2 separate regions of the Homo sapiens genome follow, and region 1 is linked to region 2. Evidence: chromatin loops called from intact Hi-C (ENCODE). Cell type or tissue: gastrocnemius medialis. All regions are shown on one strand. Each heading gives the region's core, and the rest is flanking DNA. Links, peaks and the distances in the headings are about the cores only.

Region 1 (6,401 bases), core at 521-5,520, 68 kb before region 2:
GAAATGTTCTTTAAAAATATAATGGAACTTTATCCACCTTTCCATAGTGACATATTAACAGAGAAAGGAGTTCAGTGGCATTCCTCATTCTCAGAAGTCATTAACCACGGTGGCGGCTTAAAGACAAGTATCAGTCTAGTAAGACTTAGAGGTCTCATTTAACTCGCAGTACTTGGAAAATGCATCATCCACTGATGGGCCCTGAAGATGGATCAGGCCTGAATGGAGCTACTCAGGGATGTTTCTAGACCTGAAAGAGTTCAGGTCACCCCTGGCTATGTATCACGCATCGACCCAGTGTGGTCAATATGATCCATCCAGTCAAGTCTTCCCAATTCTAAACTCCCATAAATTCAAGTCTAAATACCTCTTGTTGGCTTTTTAGGAATCCTAAAGTTTGGCTACACTGGGTCAAATAGGCTGGGTTCCCTTTCCAACATGCTCCCAAATGTGCTCCACACTCCAAGGAAATCAGGACAGCTTGGTTTGGGTAACTCATCCATCCAGCGCAGTCACTGCACACGTGTTCTCCAAGAAGCAGTAAGCCAGGCCTGGGTATTGAGCTGAATGAAACAGACACGGTGCCTCCCCTCCTCCCCTCACAGGTGCATGCTGGCTGGCACCATCCTCCACTGCTCAGAGTCTCTCCTTGTTCCCATGGGTGCTTTGCTCCCATCATCTAGATCCTTCTCATCTTCCAAGGACTGGTTCAAGGTGTGCTGTGTACTGACTCCCTTCTCTTCAGACTTCATTCATGCACCCAATAAGTACTTACTGAAAGCTTTCTACACACCAGTGTTGGGCTAGGTGCTGGGCATTCTTTTTTTTCTTTTTCTGTTTCTTTTTTTTTTTTTTTTTGAGACAGAGTCTCACTCTGTCACTCAGGCTGGAGTGCAGTGGCATGATCTCAGCTCACTGCAACCTCCGCCTCCCAGGTTCAAGCAATCCTCCTGCCTCGGCCTCCTGAGTAGCTGGGACTAAAGGCATGTGCCACCATGCCTGGCTAATTTTTGTATTTTTTAGTAGAGATGGGGTTTCACCATGCTGGTCAGGCTGGCCTCGAACCCCTGACCTCAGCTGATATGCCCGCCTCAGCCTCCCAAAGTGCTGGGATTACAGGCATGAGCCATCGCGCCTGACGGTGCTGGGCATTCAACAGCTAATACTACTCAGTTCTTGTGCCAAGTAACACAGTCCTGCCTGCCTGGGAGACAAATAGGTAAAGGAGTAATTACAATTAAAATATGACTATGAGAGAACTGCAATGAGGTGACTTGGGACCCCAGGGGAAAGGAAAGGCTGTATGCCTAGTCCTGGGAATTGGTTACTTTTATGCCAAGACCCATAGGGTGATGAGAATCAAGCAGGTGAAGACATTGGAGAAAGATACTGGAGGAAGCCTGTTCTGGGCAGAGCAGGAAGCAGGTACCAAGCCTAGCAGCTGGGAGGCAGGGCTTTGGGGCATCACCAATTGTCTAGCGTGACTAGACCAGGCCCACAGGCACAGAGCATTCAGCAGATAGGACAGACTCCTGGGAACAGGACTGCTCCTGGACCTGGGCTCTGCCAGTCCCCATGCTGGGGGCCCTACACAGTTGGGTGGTGGCACTGTGCGCTGGTGGTGGTATCTCTTCTCTATGGTGAAGTCCTGCCAGGCCTTCAGGAAGTCTCTTCCAGCTGCCATACACAATCGTTGGTCAAATGATGCTTATGATGCCAGAGGACTTTCACGAGTCTCCAAATGTTAATCCCCAACTTCTACTGAAGTCTACCACTTGCCCGAAGGTACTTGAAACCACCATAAAACGTCATTGGAACCTCCAGTGTGAGACTTTCATTGTGTTCATTGCAGCAAGTTTGGTGTGCCGACACTTGCATACCTTTTCCCAGCCTCTGTCAGTCTAACTCAGGGCAGGGCAAGCTTTTTCTATAAAAGGATGGATGGTATACTTTGGGCTTTGTAGGCAAAGAGGCGAAATTAAGGATATTATGTAGGTGTTTATGTAATAAGAGAGAAAATTCCGGCTCCACCCCATCCTGTTTTCCTGGGGTGGGCTACCCAGGGTGGAAGGCGCATTTTGCACCCAGTGCTGGGCAGGCCACTGTCATGGTCAGTTTCACGCTCTGCCTGGTGGTGCCAATCCTAGTGTGCCTCCCTCTTTGCACAGAGCCTGGCAATCTCAACTGGGGCAGCTGACCAGAGGCAAGACAACTTCCCAGACTGAGACTCTACTGCTTGGTGACTGGCAGTTGCCAACAAGTCCCCAGTGTGTAGGCGGTGACCAGCACAGGCCCTGGGGAGCAGCGAGCCGTGGCTGCCAGCTGAGTGCCAGGAAAACAGGCAGTGAGCCCGCCAGGTCTCCATGGATCACAGGTCTAGCAAATTCAGGCCATGCTCACAGACAGTATGAAAACAGGTGGCAAGGTGGGTGTGACCTGAGGGCCTATATCAGTTTTCTACAGCTGCACAACAAATTACCACAAACGTTGTGGCTGGAAGCAACACCTATTCATTAGCTCATGGTTCTGTGGGTCAGAAGTCCTGCCACAGTGCAGGTAGCCTCTGCTTATGGTCTCATGGGTTGAAACGAAGGTGTTAAAAAGGCTGGGCTCCTATCTGGAAGCCCTGGGGAAGAACCACTTCCAAACTCCTTCAGGTTGTTGGCCAAATACGGCATTCTGTAATCACAGGACTGGGGTCCTGCCTGAGGTTCCCTTGCTGACTCTCAGCAAGGGGCTGCTCTCAGTTCCTAAAGACCACCTACATTCAGTGGCACCCAGCCTCCACCACATTTGAAGCCAGCCATCAGATTCCCTTCACGCTTCTGCGAAAGTTGTAAGATTCCAAAGACAGTAACTTGTGTCAAACCCTGGCAAGCGGAGCTGGGGAAGGCCATGAAGAGAGGGCTCGCATGCTTGATCTGCCTGATCACGGGAACTATCACAAGACATGAGTCACACCAGGACAGCCACTGGGACAAGAACAGCTAGCTAATTACACAGGAACACCTGCCTGGCACACTGTTTTGCAAGCCAATCTAAAACTGTAAGGACCTAATTGTACCTCCAAGATTACAGGTCCTACCTGGCAACTACTGATACTTGCCACTCAGAACTTGCCAGCCCTTGCAAGCTGCCACCAGCACCATAAGCTTTCTTTCAAAACAACTTGCAAACCCTTCTCCTTCCCCAGTAAGCCTCAACCTTTTACTTTTTTTCCTGGACGTTGCCAGAGGCCACCCTGGTCTGCATGTATGTCCCGGATTGCAATCCTCTCTCTTGCATATTATCCCAAATGAAACAATTTTTACTTTCACTCTCTCTTTTTTCACACTGACACTTCAAATCTCCGCTTCCTCTTCTGTTACCAGGCAGAAAAACTCTGCTTTTATGGGGCTCACATGATTAGATTAAGCACACAGGGACACTCTCCCTTTCGCCATGTCGTGTAGCACAATCACAGTTCCTCACGAGCTCAAAGAGGGGAGGATTACAACGGCACCGGGGGGTCATTCTTAGAATTCTCCCTACTACAGAACTGTAGTTTGCCAATCCCTGGTCTAAACTGTAACCCAGAATATAATAAAACATATGGCAGAAAAACAGGCCACAGCACAGTAGATGCCACCTGGCAGAGAACACACCAACTCAAGAGGGACCACGCATGCACACTGGCTGGGAACACCCACGGTCCAGGCCTGAGACTCAGGGTGAGCACGCGCCCTCCCACCTCCCGCACTCACACCCACAGGCTTGTGCTGTGCCCAGTACGAAGCATCCCAGAGCAGCACCATCTTCTGGAGCTTTCTGAGAGGACGGAAGTGTCTGTTATCTGTGCTGTCCATTATGCTAGCCATGTGGCTACTGAGCACTTAAAATGTGGCTGGTGAGACTGAGAAACTAAATTTTTAAAATTTTACCTTGATTTTACCTTAATCTTCATCTTACTTTAAAATTAAATAGCAACATGTGACTGGTGGCTACTGTACTGGATAGCACAGTTCTACACTAAGATTCTGGAGTAACCATGCCTTCAAATGTGTGAGTTCTGAGCATAGAGTATGCATTAATATTCCTGTTTTTAAAATTTATTTTTAAAATGTGTAATACTTTACTGACTGAAAATGCCATACACACAGATATTTATGAGTTGAAAGGGAACTTTTCATTGTTTGTACATGCATGTGTACATGTCTTCGCTACAATGAAAAGGATTCCTTCCAATTCACCTGTGTTTTCCCAAATCTCCAGTGCATCCAAAAAAATTTATTGTTATTAGTTTTTTTGCGTATCTTTCTATGGCATTTTAATGCCTACATAAACAAGTACAAATATAGACACCCAGCCAGGTGCAGTGGCTCACATCTCTAATCCCAGCACTTTGGGAGGCTGAGGTAGGTGGATCACTTGAGACCAGGAGTTTCAGACCAGCCTGGGCAACATGCTGAAATCTTGTCTCTACAAAAAATACAAAAATATTAACCAGATGTGGTGGTGCACCTGTAGTTCCAGCTACTTGGAAGGCTGAGGTGGGAGGATCACCTGAGTCCAGTAGGTTGAGGCTGCAGTTGAGCCATGATCATGCCACTGCACTCCAGTCTGGGTGAGAGTGAGACCCTGTCTCAAAAAAACAAAACAAAACAAACAAAAAGCACCAAACCCCCAAACCCCACAAACACAGATGCCTCCATTTCAACTTACACAAGCAGGTACATAAGCAACATACTCTTCTGCACCTCACTTTGTTCACTTAACAACTTACACTAAAGACCTCTCCAGAAGTACATAGTTTCTCATTCTGAAATTGGTTGTACTAGCTCATTATTAATGAACACGTAGGCTGTTCTAATCCTTTGCAGTCCTGCAAGTAGGTAAACTATACATGGTCGATAATTTTTCACTACTTTAGTCGAATGATGTATCCCCAGAACTTAACACAGTGTCTCGTACACAGTAGGTACTCAGTCAATATTTGTTGAATGAAATAATGAAGAATGAAGATTATTACAAATAGCACTGTAATAAACAATCTTATATACAAGCAAGTGTATCACTTTACCCATAGGGTAAATTCCTAAAATGGAATTGCTGGGTCGAAGGGTATGTGCCTTTTAAATTTTGATAGATATTGCCAAATTGTTTTCCGTGGGCACTGTACAATTTATACTCTCTCCAGCAGTGTTGGAGAGTAGACATCCAACATTTCCGTCTGAGTACTCCAGAGTCTGAAAAAATCTTTGAAAGGTAACCTAGTCCTTTCTCTTATCCTCATAAAATCACAATGTTGTTGTAGCTGAGGAATCTTAGCTAGATCCTTTGAACTACAGCTGAGAGAGGTTGGATTAGAATTCTAGTATCCTTAAACATCGTCATCTTTCTCCTATACTTATTCATCTCTCTGGGCAGAATCATATCACAATTGAGATTCCTAATGTCCAGAATTCCCAGAATCATTTAAAAATAACCTTAGTCTAAGAGTGGAATCCATTTCTGCCCAATACAAACTTCCAACTAACCAGTACAAGGTCAAGCAGAGGTGAAGATGGTCATAAACAGGCAGCTGGCTGGGACAGTGGTACGTGTGATATTTGCTGTACTGGTGGCCCCAATGAACCACATCATGCTTCGTGGGATTCACACCCTGTGTGGCTCTCTTCGTTAAACCTAGGTGGGGTTTGTGACTTGTTTTAGCCAATAGAATGCACTGGCACTAATGCCATGGGTGACTTGAGAGCCCCAGCTGAGCCTAGTCCTTAGTGGAGTCATGATCAAAATGCAGGCCCATAAGTGGCGTGTCTTGATACCACCTGGAGTATATAAACCATCCAGCTGGGCCCTGCCCAAATTTTCCAGAACCAAATAATGATAAGCAATAAAATGGTGGTTGTTTTTAAGGTGCCAAGTTTTAGGGCAGTTCATTATACAATGATAGATAACCAAAATATATGGGTTTGGGAATAAGGTAAAATATGAGGGAATAAATGAAATTAGTCAAAGCAGAATGAAAAAAGTTTCTTTGGTTTCTATTTATAATTTATGACTAAACATAAATTAAAGTCCAATTCTACTTCATGCCAATCTCTCTTCCAATTCTTTTAATATTTCTAATGAATAATTCTTAGCAGGTATTTCTTTGCTATGAGCTACTTTTGCTATACTAAGTTTTAAAGTAAATACTTGAAATATGGCATTTATTTCTTGATGTTATAGAGAAGTCTGAGAGCTCCAAGTTAAAATTCATCAGGGTGAAAATGTTAGTCTGTGATTACAGAATCAGAACTATTCATTACGGCTATTCAGAGAATCTTCTTTATGAGTTTAATGACATAAGCATATTATACTGAATTATTATGGTACTGCATCAACTGGATTCATAAATTTAATATACTCAGTCTGGTTCA
Region 2 (6,401 bases), core at 844-5,843:
TACCATACTATCTGAGAACATCCAATTGTGCTATAGAGGATGGATGCAGCTAATTAGTGTTAAATACAGCCAGTAAATAAGCAAGAAGCTTATGAGGTATAGGCAAATCTCATAGGATCTGTCAAAACAGATCTAGGATAGTAAGCAAGTAGCCTGTGAGGTACAACAAAATTCCTAAGGTGTGCAAGCTGTGTTAAATACAGGCCACAGGTTGATAAACTGTAAGACATGCCAAAGATAGAATAATTTTAAAAAACCAAACATGATGGAACAGATGAGAATGTTACTTAGGGACGGAAAGGGAGGGAAATGCTGCCTCATGATATGCACCCTCTGGGATGACAGCTAAGTCTCCCCTGAACTGACCAGCCTTGATGACAACCAGCCTGGTCCCATCCTGGTACCATATGTGCTCTACTGGAGAAGTACAGGTGAAACCCAGGACTGCTCACAGCAGGTGGCTGGCTGGGTGTGCCTGTGCCTGCTTCCTTTCATGGAGAAGGTGCACTGGCTCTGGGCACCCTTTGTCTGCCATGGCCCCTCGTCTAAAACTTCACTCTGGTCCTTTTAAGCACATAGTAAGTACGAAAGGCTGAGATGACAGAGAGGGGACAGATGAACTAGTTGTGACCAGGGGTCAGATAGAACACCCGGCCCACCTGCTAGCCCACCATCAGGGTGCCACCTACCCCTCCTTCCTCTACATCTCTGTGTGCTTTTGAATGCTCTGTGAGCCTTTCTGTACGGTGCAGTTGGACTCTGAGCATCCCTGGAGGCCACCATGTCATCAAGGTGATTTTCTCCATGACAGGAAATCCCAAGGTCTATGGCCAAGTGGAGGGCACACACCTGCCCTAAGAGGAGCTGCTGTTTTGCCCTACGAGTGCTGCCTTGCAGGAATGTTGGCCCTAGTTCCTGCTTTTACTGACTTTTCACAGGATCTTGGCAAATCTGGGTTTCTATGTCAGGTCTCCCAAGTTTTAAATACTGACAATTCATGCAAAATTTAAAAAATCTGTTCAGGCCAACAAAACCCCATATCCTCCACCACCAGTTTGCACCTGCTGCCTCGGGTTAATATTGTTCCACGACTTTGTCAGTCCCTGGCCCCACGGTGCCTGCCATGTGGTTCTTCAGTTGTAAAAACAAGATCCAATTTGAACTGCTGCCCTGCAGTTCTGCAATTTAGCATGTCTCACTTCAGGGTCTTTTAAGTTCAGGGAGGACTCAGCAGATGAGATCTCTTGGCCCTAAGTGTCTAGGGCCAGACTGACTGAAATTAGAAGGGGGAGCTCACAGACCTAAGTTCACACAATGGAAAGGAGAATGGCTGCCACTGACTGGGGTACTTGATAATTATTAGCAGATGGTCGACAAGTTTTCCCTGGAACACTTCCGTGAGGTTATACATCCTCGTTATCATTCATTACTCATGTTTTCTCTGCTTCTCCCTCCTTCTCAGGCCACTGATCAGGAGTCAGAGCAGAATGAGACAAGAGGAGACTGTTACTATGGCACCTAAACAAAACCCAGATGATTAAAATCAGGAAAGCTTTTGTCCTGGACATCATGTGTGTGACCTAAGTTGTCTGTGTGTAGTTCTGCATTTCTTGGGTCTCTAAGTGGACAAAAGTGATACTGGTCAATGGGGCTGATGCCCTGCAGCCATGTGAGAAAAGGCGGGCACCTCGGAGCGTAGCCGGAATGCAGAAGGCTCCTTAGAGGAGATGACAATGGGACACGTGCTTCTAAGAGCAAGGGGCTGGAGGGTGCCCGGCAGCCAGGACAATGTCCAGAGGGTGGGCAGGGGGCATAGAGGTCTACCTCTCTGTTAAGGAAAGCCAAGACAAAACAGATGTACCCTGCGGGTGCTGAACTCAGCCCAGAGCCAGGACATGGGTATACTGGAGCGCTGGAGGGTGGTGCTGAGAAGGCGGGAGGGAAGGTGGGGAGGAGGGAAGATGGGAGGCTTTGGCATGCTTGGACTCGGACACAATCAAGAAGCTCGACTTGCCCACACTCTCCCTGCATGACTAAGAGCCACCAGCCACATCACGAGGATGAGCAAGGGGCAGAATGGCTCATCAGTGACTGACTCCATCAGTGCGGATGGAGCATGAGGAGCTGGGTGGGGGCGGGGGGGAAGTTTACAAAGGGCACACGGTCACTCAGTCATCACCGAAGCGCCAGACAGGCTGTGCCTAATGAGAGCACCTGTGGCCAGGCTAGCATGCATCACACTGCTGGGTGATCCACTGGGTGACTGGTACCAGTCAGGCACGGGGTGGGCACTGGGGGGGGGTCTGTGTCATACAAGACTGACAAGGGCCCTGGGAGCTTGTACCCACAGGGGAAGATCAGCAAACAAGACAATGACTGAAAATAACCAGACTGAAAGCAACACGACTGTGAGCTGTGACCTTGGTTGTGAAAGAAGGGGAGTACCCCTGGTGACAGGATGGAGAACAGGGCAGGGGGCACTACTGCAGATGACCACTCAGAAAAAAGATGAGACAACAAACTCTTCTGCCGATTACTTCCAGATTTTACAAGAATAGAAACTCTCGGGAAACAAAATATTAAAAAATAAACACACCAGTGTTGGCTTATTTCTTTATGTTACCGTGTTGACATGTAAGTTAAAATGCAAGGGATTTCAAACAATGCTGGAAACACCAGCTTATTTCTATGACATGAGTGTGATAGTCTCTGCTCGTCTTAACCATCAATTTCCCAGGCCCGTGTTTTGTGCTATGCTGAAATGTGATTTCAAAATTAAATTTTACCCACTCTGGTCCTAACTAACTGAAAATGGCAAGCATAATGCAGCGTAACTGATGCCACGTGTCAGTGACTGAGAGGCATGCGAAGCGGGGTTGTAAGATGACTGCTGTCATCCGGTTAATGGCATTACTTGTGGCAGGTGCAGCTGAGCGCAGGCACAAATTTTGCAGCTTCATTCTGCTGACCAGCAGGTGACACACAGCAATTTTCAGCCTAGAACGTGCTGTTCTCAGAGAGAAGCCAGACTGGCACTGCTTCAGCTTTCCCCACCCCATCTCTATCTCTGCCACCAGTCAGCAGGACATGCATCTGCAGACACAGTCCCAGACGGATGTGCTACTAGGACCCGCAGGAAGGTACAGCTTCAAGGGTAACAGGAATTGATACTCTGACCCAGGGTCTCCTGGGAGGAGTAAAACAAAGTGGGGAGAGGGGCGACACCAAAATGATAACCTTTTGTATCATCAGGTAAGAATATTAAAACAAACACCAACAGGAAAGAAATGAATACACAAATTGTGACATATCCATACAGTGGGATGCTATTAATATAAAGAAACAAATTACTGTTATACTCAGCTACATGGGTAAATCTCCAAAACATTACATTAAAGGAATGCAGCCAGGTACAGAAGATAAATGCCGTTGGATCCCCTCTCCATGGTTTGCTAGAGCAGACACGACTAATCTGTAGGTGCAGAGGGCAGATCAGTGCTTGCCTTGGTGCCAGAACATGGGCACTGACTGCAAACGGCCACCAGAAACTTCTGGAGGGCCTGCAAAGTTCCAAGTCCTGACCAGAGGGCTAGTTACACGGGTGTATACATATGTCAACACTCATCCAACTACACTTAAAATGTGTGCTTTCACTGTATATAAATTACGCCTCAACAGAGTTAATCTTAAAAAACTAAATGAGATCAAACAACAAAAACCTGTCTACTTATATATCCTCAGTTATTTCATAAAAGAGTTGTTTTTAATGCCCCCAAATAAAGCAGGTATAGAAGACAGTCCTTTTGAATTAAATAGATTTTGGTTTAATGAAAAACTCTATTATTCTCATTTTAAAGACCAGTGGTGGAAACCTCCTCATGGCCCAGCAGGGGTCAGAAGATGAGCATCTGGGAACCCCCGTTGACTTTCTGCCCTCCCTTGAAATCACACGCCCTGTGTCGTCCCTGGAACATTCCCTTAACAGGCTCCTGACTACTTCACGTGGCAATGGGCAGACCAAATTGGAGCTCCCACACTGGGGATTAAAATGAAAATGGCCAGGAAGAAGCAATGATTTCAATGACTAATGAGTCCTACCTAAAAAAAGGTTGGCAGAAGAGCGCAGGAAGCAGAGCGGGTGAGGAGGGCGAGGGGAAGATGACAAAGGAGAACCTGGGCAGCTACACCCCTGGCGTGTTGTCTCCCTCCTGGGGCCCCTCAGGCCTCAACACCAAGTGGGCCCTGGTGTGGTCACACAAATCAGCTGGGACCCTAAATAAGCTGGCAGTGACACCAGCAAGCTATACAGCAAACAGGGGTCTTATACCAGGGGGTGTCAGACCCTGCCCTGCTGGTCACAGAGGGCACAGCGTCTCACTGTGTGTACTCAGGACCATCATGCGGGATAACGAAAAACAAAAACTGATTTTTTAAAAGAGAAGCAGCAAAGATTTTTCTAAATTATAAAGTGTAATAATATATCTATGTATGTACATTGATGTTAAATCTCCCTTCAAAAAAGCTTAAAACTGAAGAGAATAGTCTCTTTTAAAAATAATACTTTTTACCTTAGCCTCCTTAAATAGCCACTGGTTCACCAAGAGAAGAATTTAGTAGTAGCCAAAATATTACCATATATTACCATAAGCATGACTATTTGTTCTAGAAAACAGGGCCTACGCATGAAATGTCCAAATGACTGAGAGAAAAGGTCAGCAATCTAAATTTTAAATTCCAAATGCTGAGGGCAAGCAAACAACCAAAAAGAAAAAAAATCCCAACAAAATCCAAAACTCTCATAAAAACATAATTGTACATCAAAAGTCATTAAGGGGACCTCACAGTAAACTCTCACTCATCCCATTTTTATTTTTATTTCTTTTTAATAACAAACACTTATCCAACACTTAGTATGTGGCAGGCACTGTTTCAAGCACTTTACACATACAAACTCATCCACTCCTCATACCAACCCAATGAGGGGGGGGTTTATGATTCCCATTTGACAGGTGAGGCACAGTGAGGCTGTGTGACCTGCTGAGGTTGCCTGGAGATGGCAGGATATGAGGATTGTGGGGGCAGGGGGAGGGTATGCTATTTAGCAGCTACCTCTTTGCCTGGATCGAGGCTGTTTTTGTTGTTTTGTTCTGGGGAAGGCCTGTATATTCACATCATGTCTGTTTCTCATACTACCCCATGACAAGGTATCCATATGGGGTGGAAGGCTTCCACACACCTACCTGTCAAGGTATCAGGAGGCCCTGCCTAAACGGAGAACTAGACATTCTCCAAGTTGGTGCTAACACATTCCTGGTGCTCATAATTATAGCACCTAGGGACGAACAGAAAAAGGAAGCGGAACAATGACACGCTTCAGAACTTGCTTTGAGAAATGCAAAGAAAGCAGAGCTCTGTGGATTTGGATTTTATGTATCCTGAAGTGATCACCTAGATTCCATAAGGCCTCATAGAATTTTCTGTATTTGGTTTCTCTAACTTGCATGGGCAGTAGCATCTTCACAATTTTGGCCAAATCTGCACACCACCTGATTATTATTTGCTTGTAATTTTTATTTAAATCAATGCAGTTTTTAAAATATTAAATATCTTTTTATCTGAGTTCTATACATGAAATTGATTTAACAGTTATATTTTATTAACACATTTATCTGTTAAAGTAAAATAAATCCGTGTACCAACTAAAATCATTGCATGTACCTCACTGCTGTTGAGTTCTATGTGCTGGGGAATTCTAATTCTGAACTAATGGAAGCCAGTCTTCACTCTCTAATTAAAAAACACAGTCATGATGCAAACACAACTTCCGAAATTGTTTTTATATTCATGTATAATCACATATATGTACAAATGGAATTCTACACACACACACACACACACACACACACACACACAATTTAGAATGGTTGAGAACAAATGAAAAAGAAATTGACCAGGAGATAGATATTAGGTCAGGGGCAGTGGGAAGTAGTGGATCAAGGACATAGCGTAACATTTAAATAAGAACCCACATAATTGGATAAGCAAAGTTAAGAATAACAGCAAAGGCTGGGCGCGGTGGCTCATGCCTGTAATCCTAGCACTTTGGGAGGCCAAGGCAGGTGGATCACGAGCTCAGGAGGTGGAGACCATCCTGGCTAACACAGTGCAAACCCTGTCTCTACTAAAAACACAAAAAGTCAGCCGGACGTGGTGGCACATGCCTGTAATCCCAGCTACTCGGGAAGCTGAGGTAGGAGAATCTCTTGAACCCGGGAGGCGGAGGTTGCAGTGAGCTGAGATCGCGCCACTGCACTCCAGCCTGGGCAACAGAGTGAGACTCCATCTCAAAAAAAAAAGAGTAACAGCAACAACACACAGGCATCATGCTTTCTCAATGAAAA

Evidence for each region. Hi-C counts contacts between places; a loop is a spot of excess contacts. Peaks named below come from ENCODE experiments on the same cell type or tissue, not always from the same donor. Only the 100,000 strongest peaks of a DNase experiment are listed, where the experiment ranks them.
Region 1: a loop joins it to region 2, with 4 times the contacts of the local background. A loop is called at or near these places in 1 of 110 quality-filtered maps.

The regions. Positions count from the first base shown.
Region 1 is chr20:16,281,192-16,287,592 of GRCh38, forward strand. The region is part of intron 25 of KIF16B (kinesin family member 16B); the gene reads right to left. Among named protein-coding and RNA genes, the nearest start is that of KIF16B, 290 kb to the right of the region's middle. In gastrocnemius medialis, for the core only: no CTCF peak of the experiment used is centred there; DNase peaks (open chromatin) are centred at 2,410 and 2,990; H3K27ac peaks cover 2,967 bases.
Region 2 is chr20:16,348,600-16,355,000 of GRCh38, forward strand. All of the region lies in intron 23 of KIF16B (kinesin family member 16B), which reads right to left. Among named protein-coding and RNA genes, the nearest start is that of KIF16B, 220 kb to the right of the region's middle. In gastrocnemius medialis, for the core only: no CTCF peak of the experiment used is centred there; DNase peaks (open chromatin) are centred at 1,122, 2,112, 2,972 and 3,972; H3K27ac peaks cover 4,070 bases.